2 separate regions of the Homo sapiens genome follow, and region 1 is linked to region 2. Evidence: chromatin loops called from intact Hi-C (ENCODE). Cell type or tissue: endothelial cell of umbilical vein. All regions are shown on one strand. Links, peaks and the distances in the headings refer to the core of each region. The heading gives the core; the rest is flanking DNA.

Evidence for each region. Peaks named below come from ENCODE experiments on the same cell type or tissue, not always from the same donor. Only the 100,000 strongest peaks of a DNase experiment are listed, where the experiment ranks them.
Region 1: it touches region 2 in a loop (9-fold over the local background); 1 of 110 quality-filtered maps calls a loop at or near these places.

What each region holds. Positions count from the first base shown.
Region 1 is chr14:79,163,481-79,168,871 of GRCh38, forward strand. All of the region lies in intron 15 of NRXN3 (neurexin 3), which reads left to right. Among named protein-coding and RNA genes, the nearest start is that of NRXN3-AS1, 91 kb to the left of the region's middle. In endothelial cell of umbilical vein, for the core only: no CTCF peak of the experiment used is centred there; a DNase peak (open chromatin) is centred at 2,911.
Region 2 is chr14:79,042,142-79,047,532 of GRCh38, forward strand. All of the region lies in intron 15 of NRXN3 (neurexin 3), which reads left to right. Among named protein-coding and RNA genes, the nearest start is that of NRXN3-AS1, 31 kb to the right of the region's middle. In endothelial cell of umbilical vein, for the core only: no CTCF peak of the experiment used is centred there; a DNase peak (open chromatin) is centred at 3,210; H3K27ac peaks cover 1,209 bases.

The DNA.
Region 1 (5,391 bases), core at 105-5,104, 120 kb after region 2:
CAGTGTCTTCTATCCCAAGAGAGATGCAAATTACTAAATTCCTGTCCTGGTACAAATATAAGAAATCCAGTCATGGCCTGACAAGTTTGAATTCCTTCTTGTCCTTGATATACTCTGTTTACCCCCATTGTAATTTATCTCTTCCTTATTCCTCCATATTATTTAATTTAGTAAGCAAATGTCCCCTGGTATAAGCTGTGTGAATATTATAACTGAATTACTGTCTGTTTGCTTAACTCATTACAGAAAACTATGATAAGGTTTTTAATTACAAAATTAGCCCTGCCAAATGAATTTCTTTCATTCAATGAACTGCAAAAGGTGGTACAGTGAGGATAAAAATCATGTCCTTTCCCATGTTATTTATAGTACTTTTTTCTAAAAATAATTGTTATAATAAAAAATAATGCCAACAACAACAACAATAATATTTTCTTCCTCGTCTGTTTTTGTGTGATTCCTTTAAACTGTTAATTCATGCTGAACTTGTTCAACCAAGATTCCATAAAGTAATCCTCTTCAACCTACATTTTATTCTCAGCCTTGTCTTGAACATCTTACTCTGACCTCACTAGCTCTTCACTTACCAATTTGTTTCTCATCTTCTCCTTAATAACCTTATGAATAAGTTTTCTATGTAGTCCCTTGTATTGCTCTTTAGACCTGTCACTTATCACTTCTTCTTCTTAGGATACTCTTCTCCACTGTAATTCTTATGTCTACTCTAACTATATATCTTTGAATTCTTTAGCATACATAAACATATCTGATAAAGCAGGATCAAGCACAAAGATGCTGTATCTTGCCTGCATCCAACAGACTGGGATTATTCTGAGCTCTCAAGCAAAACATGGTTAAATCCTGACAACAAAATGAAGTGACATTTATGCTTACATATATCCTTCCTTGTTTTCTGCATTTTCATTTGAAAAGTAAACATCTAGTCCATTTTGTTTATGTGTCTAATAATCATTTTATTTTACTTTAATTTCTTTGGTAAAAGCTATGGACTATGGCCATTGCAGAATTATCATAATTTCCATGGAGAAACTTCTGACATATTTTACCAAATATTTTTGAAATGCTACACTCACAGTTAAACCTAGAGAGGATTAATTTGGGAAAAGGGACTACTTTATGAAAATGTGGGAAATTATTTCTATTCTTTCCCTTTTGTCATGCCTATTTCCCTAAAATTAGATTATTTATACTATACAAGTAATTAAACTTATTTCAAAATCTAAAGTTAAGAGAAATTAACAGGTCATTGCTCAGAAAAATGCATAGTAATTGTGAGTTTTCTAAGACTGTCACAACATTTGACCAACAGTCTCCTTACTGAAATTTTATGGTTTCTTTCTCTAGACAAGGCCACATGCATATGAAAGCAGACTTAAAATATTTTTACCTATAGCTGGAAAATCAAATCATAAATGGCAAACTATGTATTACTTATGTTATAATTTTGGAGCTATAATTTTGGAGCTATAAATCCAGGATATCAGACTTTTTTCCCACTAATATTGTAGTATTAATAAAAAATTCTCTTAATGTGTTTGCAACTAAATTGGCATTAATTTAATGAATTCTTTCTTTGAACATTCCTCATTTTTAGCCAGCGGTTGGTGGTTGAGTTGCAAATGGTTATTGCCTAGTAAGAGATGGCCTATGAAGAATAATCTATTTCACTGGATCCCTTGGTTAGGAATGTAGCATATGCTTGCCCAGGTCCACTTCTAAGGACCAGGTCTGTTTCTCCTTGCTACTGCCTGAAATAGCATAATAATTAATTCAAAAGTTGGCTGCTTTTCACTAGAAGTCTTTAGGACATTGTAAGACAATTAAGTCTGTAGAAGAATGAGAAGGAATCTTTTATTTGAGGTCTAGAGGTGTCATAACTGTGAATCACAAAGTTGTGGCACAATGCATTCACCTCAGAAAATTTTCTTCATGAAATTAAAGTTTCATTTTGTCTTAAAGAAAAGGTTCCACTCTCATGCGATTTTGTGTGTTCTCATCAAAGCAAGAATCTAACTTCCTGATCTGGTTACTGGGAATCTATGCAGACACACACAATCCAACCTCTGGGGCCTGTTTTGCAAACAGTCTTTATGTCATGATTTAGAATACTGCATAAGAAATTTCTCCTTGAAGAGAGATGACTGCTTTTGACAGTTGGCTTTTCCCAGTGCAGTCATTAGACTGCACATGACTGATGTGTGTGCATGGACAGGGAGGGGTCTTCATTCCCTGGAACTATAATGTCAGGTTTCATATTGTCTGAGATCAGCATCTCTTCAGAAACAACCATGTACTCCTTTCTCCCCAAACCACCTTCCCTCCTGACCATAACTGGTTATATAATCTTGCATCTTCTATTACCCTGACTGCTGATCCGTGCCTGATGGCTATGCCAGGTCTCACAACACCACGAGCTTTTGATTGCTGCACTCTAAGCTGCTTAATAAGACAATTAAAAATGATTTACAAATGGCCATCACAATGCAACTGGGGATCAGGAAGAGAATGTTCTATTTGCTCCAATATTAAAAACGCATGCCCTTCTACAGTTCCTTCTGCAGCTGCCTTTGATTTCAGTACTGGTTTACTCCCTTTTTAGAAATTATTTTTTTGATGAATATCATGTTAAAATAGTTCCTCCTAAATAATGTATAGCTGGAAATAATTCAAGGGATGTGTTACACATGCTAGGTGGTCTGAAATCTTCTTCCCTTTGGTGGGGTAAACACTGCCTAGAATTCTGGAGTAGTTAAAAAGTAGTACAAATGATCTTTCATCATGCCGGCTCCTTCTCAGTTTGAGGGTCAAACCTAATTTAATCACTGACACATCCATCTTGAGCATTTCCTCTTTCCTCCTATTGTTGCATTGATTAAAATGGGCAAATCTCCCAAAGATTCCATTGTGAGTCACACAAACGTTCATCTATAAAAAGTGGAAATTTATCAGAAATGATGACCTTGATATTTTGAATGTAATAACTGAGAAATTCAAGTAGAATCTCATCTAGTATGTGTTGAAAATGCTCATTTTTTGTTTAATTTTGTTTAGTTTTTTTTTCTTGTCCAGAGGAATGAAAATTGATATTGGCCCAAATATTAAGAAGATTCTCTATTTTTAGTGCTGAGACCCAAGGATTAGTAAGATGGGCATTGGCAGGGTTACCATAACTTTTCTTAGGAAGGATGTGTGGAATAGATTTTTTAAAAAGAACCATCTTTGAAGCCAGATATCCCTGTATTTTATTCTTGCCTTTGTTACTTAGTAAAGTGTAGGACTTTGAGCAAGATGCTACATCTATCTGAGATTCCATTTTCTCATCTGCAAAGTGAATACACTAATCTTAACATTCAGATTTGCTATGAGAATTGCATATGGTTATCTTTGTAAATAAAGTGCCTGGCACACAGTAGGTGCTCAGAAAACATTGATTTCTTTTAATCCTCTCATTCAAGAGCACAGATGATAAAATATTTATCACTGTTAGTGGTGTTATCCCTGGTATATCCTGGCAAATGCAGTGAGATACTAAGAAGTTTGATGCTGAAATTACTTTTTCAGCACTAGATTATTACATTTTTATGACAATTTGAAAATTAACCTATCCTATGTGTATCAATAGCCCAGTTTTGTGCTATTTTCAAGTAATATGAATGTTACAGTGATGGTGGCCACATGATATGTTATGAAGGAATTTTATTTACATCAAACTTCCCACAATAGCCTGTTTATTGAATTATCCCTGAAATAAAACCAATAAACCTGTCTTTGGAAACCAGTGACCACTGACCCACTTACATGTTATGGATGGTTTCTTTTCTGATTGCCAGTTAGTGTGATTGGGGTAAGGAGGAGGTAACTAGTGTGACTTTCTTCAGGGCTCCCCTTATACTCTATGTGTCTTCTCTCCCTAGCTGTCTAAAGTTCTCTTCACCTTGAAGAGCCTCCCATATTTAACAGTTTATGATGGATGACCAGCCCACATTAGGGCACTGTTCAAATTTCAGATACTCAGGAAGGCCAATCCTCAGAGTGTTTCTGATCAAAACATTCTTTCTTATCTGTTCTGCTTTTTTAAAATTGCTTTTACTTTTCTTCCTTTTTTTGTTATTCCTACCAGGTTTTGTTGTTATTTTTTTTCTTCAATGATGTCTAATTGCAGGTTACCATTTCATCTGCTACTTTATTTTTTATGCCTCAACATTTGGTCTTCTCACCTCTGGTTCACTTCTCATGGGATTTTCTTCACCTAAAGTTACAACTTATTCTTCCTTGTCAGTCCCACCTCTCTGGAGCTGCCAAAAGCTCCCTCTTGCCCCTACCTGCTTCAGCCAGCATTATCTGCAGATATATCAGGTACCATCTGGGTCCTACCCTTCTCATATAGATCCACCCCAAATCTACCTGCCTTTTCTTTTCTTTCTTTCTTTCCTTGTTTTTTTTTTTTTTTTACCTTCAGGACTTATGATTCTCAGAGAAAAGAGATGGAGAAACCAGCCCATAACTTATCTATCTGAGCTGAAACAGAATCAATGACAATAGTGGCATAAGTATCCAATGATTTTGAGCTAGGCCTTGTGAGTCTCTGACTGTAAGGTCACCCTCCTTATCTCACCAGTGTGCTGAGCCTTACCCAATCCTCAGCATATCACACCCATGTACTGAGTCACTCTGCATCAATCCCACGTTGGGGAAGAGAGCAAATCTATTGGCAGGGGATAATACAGGATGGAATTAGCACAAAGGCTCTTCTAGTACTACAAAATGGCTTTCTTGCCATCTACTTGACCCAGCAAAACTGTTGTGTGATAATATTTACCTTAAAGTTGGTTGTTAGAGGGAGATAGTTGATATTCACATATTAGATCTCAATAGAAAAAATAGATAGTATAGGGGAATATTTTTTACTCCATACCAAACTTAATAATTTACCATTTTCTATGAAAGTGTCTTACATTCTACTTCTGTATTTTAATAACATGTTAAAATTATGATAATTATATGATGTTTTTAAATTTTTTAGGTGCTTTTCTTTTTCTACCATGACAATGCTAAGTTTCTCTTCCTGATTATTCTTGATAATATTCTCCCCCACAAGGCCAATGTTATCTCCTGTTTCTTCCCTCCACTCTACCTAGGCTGGTTTCCTCCCTGTTGACTGTCCTATCATGCGTGTTCATCTTTGTATTCTTCTTGAAGCCTGTGATGACTTTCACTACATTCTCTACCTTCGCAAATGCAGCATTTCCTTCAAAAGTCAGTTCCAAGTCTTTCCTGGACACAAAAATCACCACTTATGTTTCTGTATGTGAAATTTATCATGAAATGTAATACCTAAATTTATAGTATGTGGTATCGTTTCCTGTGCTA
Region 2 (5,391 bases), core at 178-5,177:
GCTGCTCTTTGAAAGACAAGCAACTGTGATGGGGACCTGTCAGTCTTCCTTACATGCAGCTGGTTCTCTAAATATTCCAACGATTCCTATCATTTTCTGTAGGAGTACCTGCAAAACTGGAAGGCTAGGCTGATGGCTTTTTCTCCATTAAGCAGTAAACACGTTAAGCAAGCTTGAGCCAGGTTCTGGAGGAGGTCATCTTGCAAGGATAAAAAACATTGCATTTATTGGATGAATACTTAATGCACGGTTTGCCTTATCCCTACCTTAGAGATGAGAAAACTGAGGCTAAGACTAGCTAAGTAATTTACCCATGTTTGCATGGCTTGCTGATGATGGATCCGGATTTGAATTCCATTTTGTCTGACTCCATAAATCATACTCATGCTAGTACACTGCCCTGGCCTGGATGGGCCATTTTACATTGTGTTTTTCTTTTATAGACATTAATATGTGTAATAAATAGAATGGGAGTATGTATTATTAAATGTTAATTTTGAAATATAAGATTGTTTTCAGATGGAATATCCTTTTCATTCTTTATGATCCTTAATGCTGATTTGAAAATTAGAATAGGAAAGGTATGGCAAGTGTGTATTTGTGATGGGAGTAGCTAACACTGCTCACTTTAACAGTAAAGCTCTGCCATCTGGGTTATTGCAAATTCTTGTAAATTGGTATGGCCTGTCCTGCTGTCCTGGAAAGGGAGCAACTAGCACAAGAGAAACCAATCAAAATGCAGCAAAAGGATTTTTTTTTTTTGGTAAGATTTTGCTTAATTATCACTGCAGTAGAATGGCTAGCCAAAGTCAGAAATCTTTTATTTCTGCTCAGTGAGCAGCCCAATAAAGCTTCAGAACATACAGCACAAACAAATGCCATTTCATTTTTCTTTACTTCTTAAAAAAAGTTAATCAGGAATTTGTTAGAATAATCCTGTGTTAAATCAAGCAGCCAGACAATGAAATAGGAATTAAAGAAAATGAAAGTGGTGGGAATTATAGAAATATTAAATTATTTCAAAAACCCTACCAAGTGAATTGGTTAATAAGCATGTACAATTTATTGCCCTATGGGTCCTCTTTTTACAGGCATCTTTATGGTTCATCAGTTTGCTCCCATCTACACCACCTGCCTATAATTCTTGACAAAAGTCTGTTTTAGATACTGAAAGTATCCACTAGATTTGAGAACAAAGCAACCCTGTAGCGTGAGCCCAGAGTCCAGAAGGATGTGGGTGGAGGCGGATCAGGATCCAAGATTTTAGCAAAAGATGGCTTGCTTAAGTGAAGCAGTTTGCACTCTGCCTCTTTATTCAGTTAGGCCTGGTGTCCCTTCCAGCAAGAAAAGCAACTGGAGGTCCTGAAATTGCACACTCACCCAATTTCCCCAAATTCTTTACTTCTGAGGACTATTGAATCACAGAGATACAGCAGTAGACTTCATGAAGTTCATCTAGCACCTAGGATCTTGGGATCTATGGCCCGGGACAGCTCCTGCTGTACAGGTCTTGGGTAGGCTGCCATCCTCTAGGTGGTGGCGGCAGTGTGGCTTGTGGTTCTTTTTGAGTGTACACTGGCTGCCTTACTTGCGAGAATCTAGTTCTATCAAGTGTCAGTTAAAGGCCGTTTTTGTCTCTGATTGCATAACAGGGTATGTTTGAGAGAGACATCGCTGAGAGAAATTCAAAGCTACCATGTGAAGATCCTTTCCTGAATATAGTGTGGCTACCTCAGATCAGGATTCTCAAGCTTGGCAGTTTTGACATTTTGGACTGGATTCTTTTTTGATGTGGGGAAACTACCTGTGCACTGAAGGATGCTTTGCAGCATCTGAGGATGACCCACTAGATATTAGTAGCACCTTTCTCCCATGGTAACAAACAAAAATGTCTCCAGACATTTCCACATGTCTTCTGTAGGGCAAAATCCCACTGGCTAAAAGCCAGTGATGGAGTTTGTACTCTTTGAAATAAGACCACTGACTTTTTGTCTTCCACCTAATTACGCTCAGTAAGATAAGGCCTTCTTTTGAGGTAGACTTTCAACATCTATCTCTGATTCTTTTTGAGAAAACACGTTGCATTTTAATCTTTTAGTGACCGATTGTCCCCAAATGTAAAATAGAAAGTTGAGGGAGGCAGTAGTTATATGCACATATTTTTTGAGCCAGAGTTCCCTGAGTTTGAGTTAAGGTGTCCTGAGTTTTGAGTTAAAGTTCCCTGAGTTTGCTACCAATTAGCTATGAAACCTGGGCCGAGTTAAAAGTTAGACCTTTACAGTCTTAAGTCTCCCTTTTTCATGTGTAAGACAAGGGAGAATAATGATTGTACCTTTTTCATAGGTTTTGATGATGGTTAAATGAGTTGAAGTAGTGAAAGCTCATAGCACAATGGCTGGCCCATGTTGAATGCCTAATGAATGTTTGCTATAATTACTACTGTTGATGATAATACTTTTGAAAACATAGTTGACTTGTTATAATTAAGCCAGTGTTTACATCTGCTTTACCAAATACTTCCCATGGTTTTTATCTCAGAAAATAGACTCAAAAGTGAACACACACACACACACACACACACATATATACCACACATATGTACAACCTGCATCGTCTAATAAGCTCAGTGGTTCCATATACTATATCTTTGGCCAAATCCGGGGCTTTCTGATTAGCACCTCTAGTTTTTTTTTTTTTTTTCTTCCCACTCCTGCTATAACCATTCTCAGCATTTTCTTCCAGTTTTTTCCTTCTAGAACTACTGCCAGGTGAACTACAAATTATTTTCTTGATTTGCAGCCCATGCACCAATGAGAAAATGCCTATGGTGTCTTTTGATTTTATGGTTCATTGCTTAGGCCTTGTCATAAAAACCATGGCGTCTCTTAAAAGAAAATATAAAACAAAAACAACTTTCTCTTGGCCAGAGTTTATCAAACCTATGCCCATAATGGCATAGAAATATAGGAAATGAGACAATCCTACTCCCCCAATCCCCGTTTTCTGTTTATTTGTTTGATTCCTGCCAAAGCAAAGTGACCTTGAGGGGGCACCGGCTCAGTGTTTGCTTTTTCTGGCGCTACCCACACCCCTCCTTCTTCATCTCCTACTGCTCCCCATTCAGCTCCTCAACAATCGGCAATCACTCTGCCCTTCTGCTCCAAATTTATGACCGGGAGCAAGCCATAAACAGAGAAGGCCAATCCTGATCCTAGGCACTGCACCTTCCTGTTTGCCAGAGGTATGACAGCTTGATGGGACTGTAAAGAATAAGCCTGCATCCCCACAAGCCGCATGAATCATGTCCTAGGATAATGACTAGCAAAGGCTGCTGCAGAGACTGCAGGTGACTCAGAGCCCTGAGGCAGGGCTTTCCCTAAACCACCTAGAACAAAGGGTTCCCATGGATGTTCTCTCTGTGGCGTCATCTCACAAATGAGAAGACCTCACCCACTCTCTGATCTATAAAAGCAGCCTTTTTATTCTGTGATCCATGTGAAATGGCAAAGATCACTCCAGCTTATTGATGCTCAGAGAATTATGAAGGTGCCACCTGAATGATACTCCTATAGGAAATATTTGGTGAACAAGATAACGTTTTTTCATGGATACTATTTGCCTCCTCCAGTTGCCGCTTGGTGTGTATATTATTCGCCAGTGATTGATAATGCCTCGGGACCACCTAGTGATCTTGTTCAGTTTCTAATTTAGTTGATCTGAGGTGGGGCCTGAGAATTTGCATATTTTAAAAACTCCCAAGTGATGCTGATGCAAAACAGCTAGAAGAGAATAATAATTCAAATAAATGTTCCTGGTGTAAAGGAAAGATAAATATTTCAGGTGATGGATATCCTAATTACCCTGATGTGATTGTATGAATGTATCAAATTATTCCAGGTACCCTGAAAATATGTATATCTAATGGGTACCAAAAACAATAAATAAATAATAAAAATCTGCTTTCACCAACTGATCTAGGTTTAAGCAATGGAGTAACATGACACCAGTATAACACCTTTTGCATTTCTGAAAGCTTCCTTCCCCTCCTCTTTCCCCTCCCCTCCTCTCCTTTCCTTTCCTTCTAGATCTGACAGTAGTAGCTGCAGCTTATGCTTTAGATTTGAGATACACAGTTGGGATCTATGATGGTCCCTGAGAAAGGACAATGAGTAGAAGAAGCAAGGTGCAGAGAGGATCTAACAATTTTTGCATGGACATGAGATTTGGAGCAAGGTCTAGAAGCTCATATCAGCAAGGAGTAAGTATGCTTGTGGCTTAAAGATTATGGTCTTCAAGACTTGCTCCTGGACTGGAAATATTCCCCTAATTTTTTGCCTAAATGAAATGTGCTACAGGCCTGAGTATACCTAAATCAGCTTCATTTTTCTGTCAAATCCCTCCCTGTATGCTTCTTCCAGTGATATGTCATGCAGATGTCCACAGGGGACATAGGATCTTGTAGTGCAAAAAACATGAGACTTTCATCAGACAATCAGTCTTGACTCTCAGACTCACTGTTGATTCTATGACCTAGCTCAAGCTACTTAACTCTCTAAGGTTAAATATCCTCCTCTATAAAAACCTGATAGTATGTACTAAAGAGGGTATTTTTGAAAATTACATGAGATAAAACAGCCTAGAATGCTATCTGATGCAATAGTCATCCAGTAAATTTTAATATCATTCTACTTTGAACCAGGTTGTTTATATTAAATTTAACAGAATTAAGCAACATACAGTAGCGATTTATTCTGTGGGCTCTGGAGTCTGCCTGTAAGGGTTTGAGCTCTAGCTCAGCGACTTCTTTACTGTGTGAACATTGATATGTTTACTTTAATCTCTCTAGGCCTTAGTTTTCTGGATTTTGAGGCTTAAATGAGTTATTACTTGTAAAACACTTAGGAGAGTCTCTGCTATGTAATAAGTGTTCCCAATATATAGATTTTATTTCATCTAGTTGAATTTAGAGAGTAGCAAGCCACTCCCTTCCCGCCCCACCCCCGAAAAAAAAAAAAAACACACCACCACCAACAACCCACTTTTAGTGTGGCACCATATCTAAGAAGGTATTCTCCAAGACTTCTTTATGTGAAGTAGTTCAGCCTTGGCAGAGTTAAAAGTTTTCAGTTATAATCTTGACAAAAATTAATTGGGATGTATCATCAATCTAGACAATAGCTAAAATTATAAAGCTTCTAGGAGAAAACATGGGAAAATATCTTTGAAAGTGTGAAATAGGCAACAATATTTTAGAATACAAAAGCACTAAGTATATAAAAGAAAGTATCAATAGATTCAACTTAATGAAAACAAAAATTCAGCTCATCAAAATATATACCTAAGAAAATTAAAGGGTAAATTTTAAAATTTTTGTTCCCCAGACATAGACTG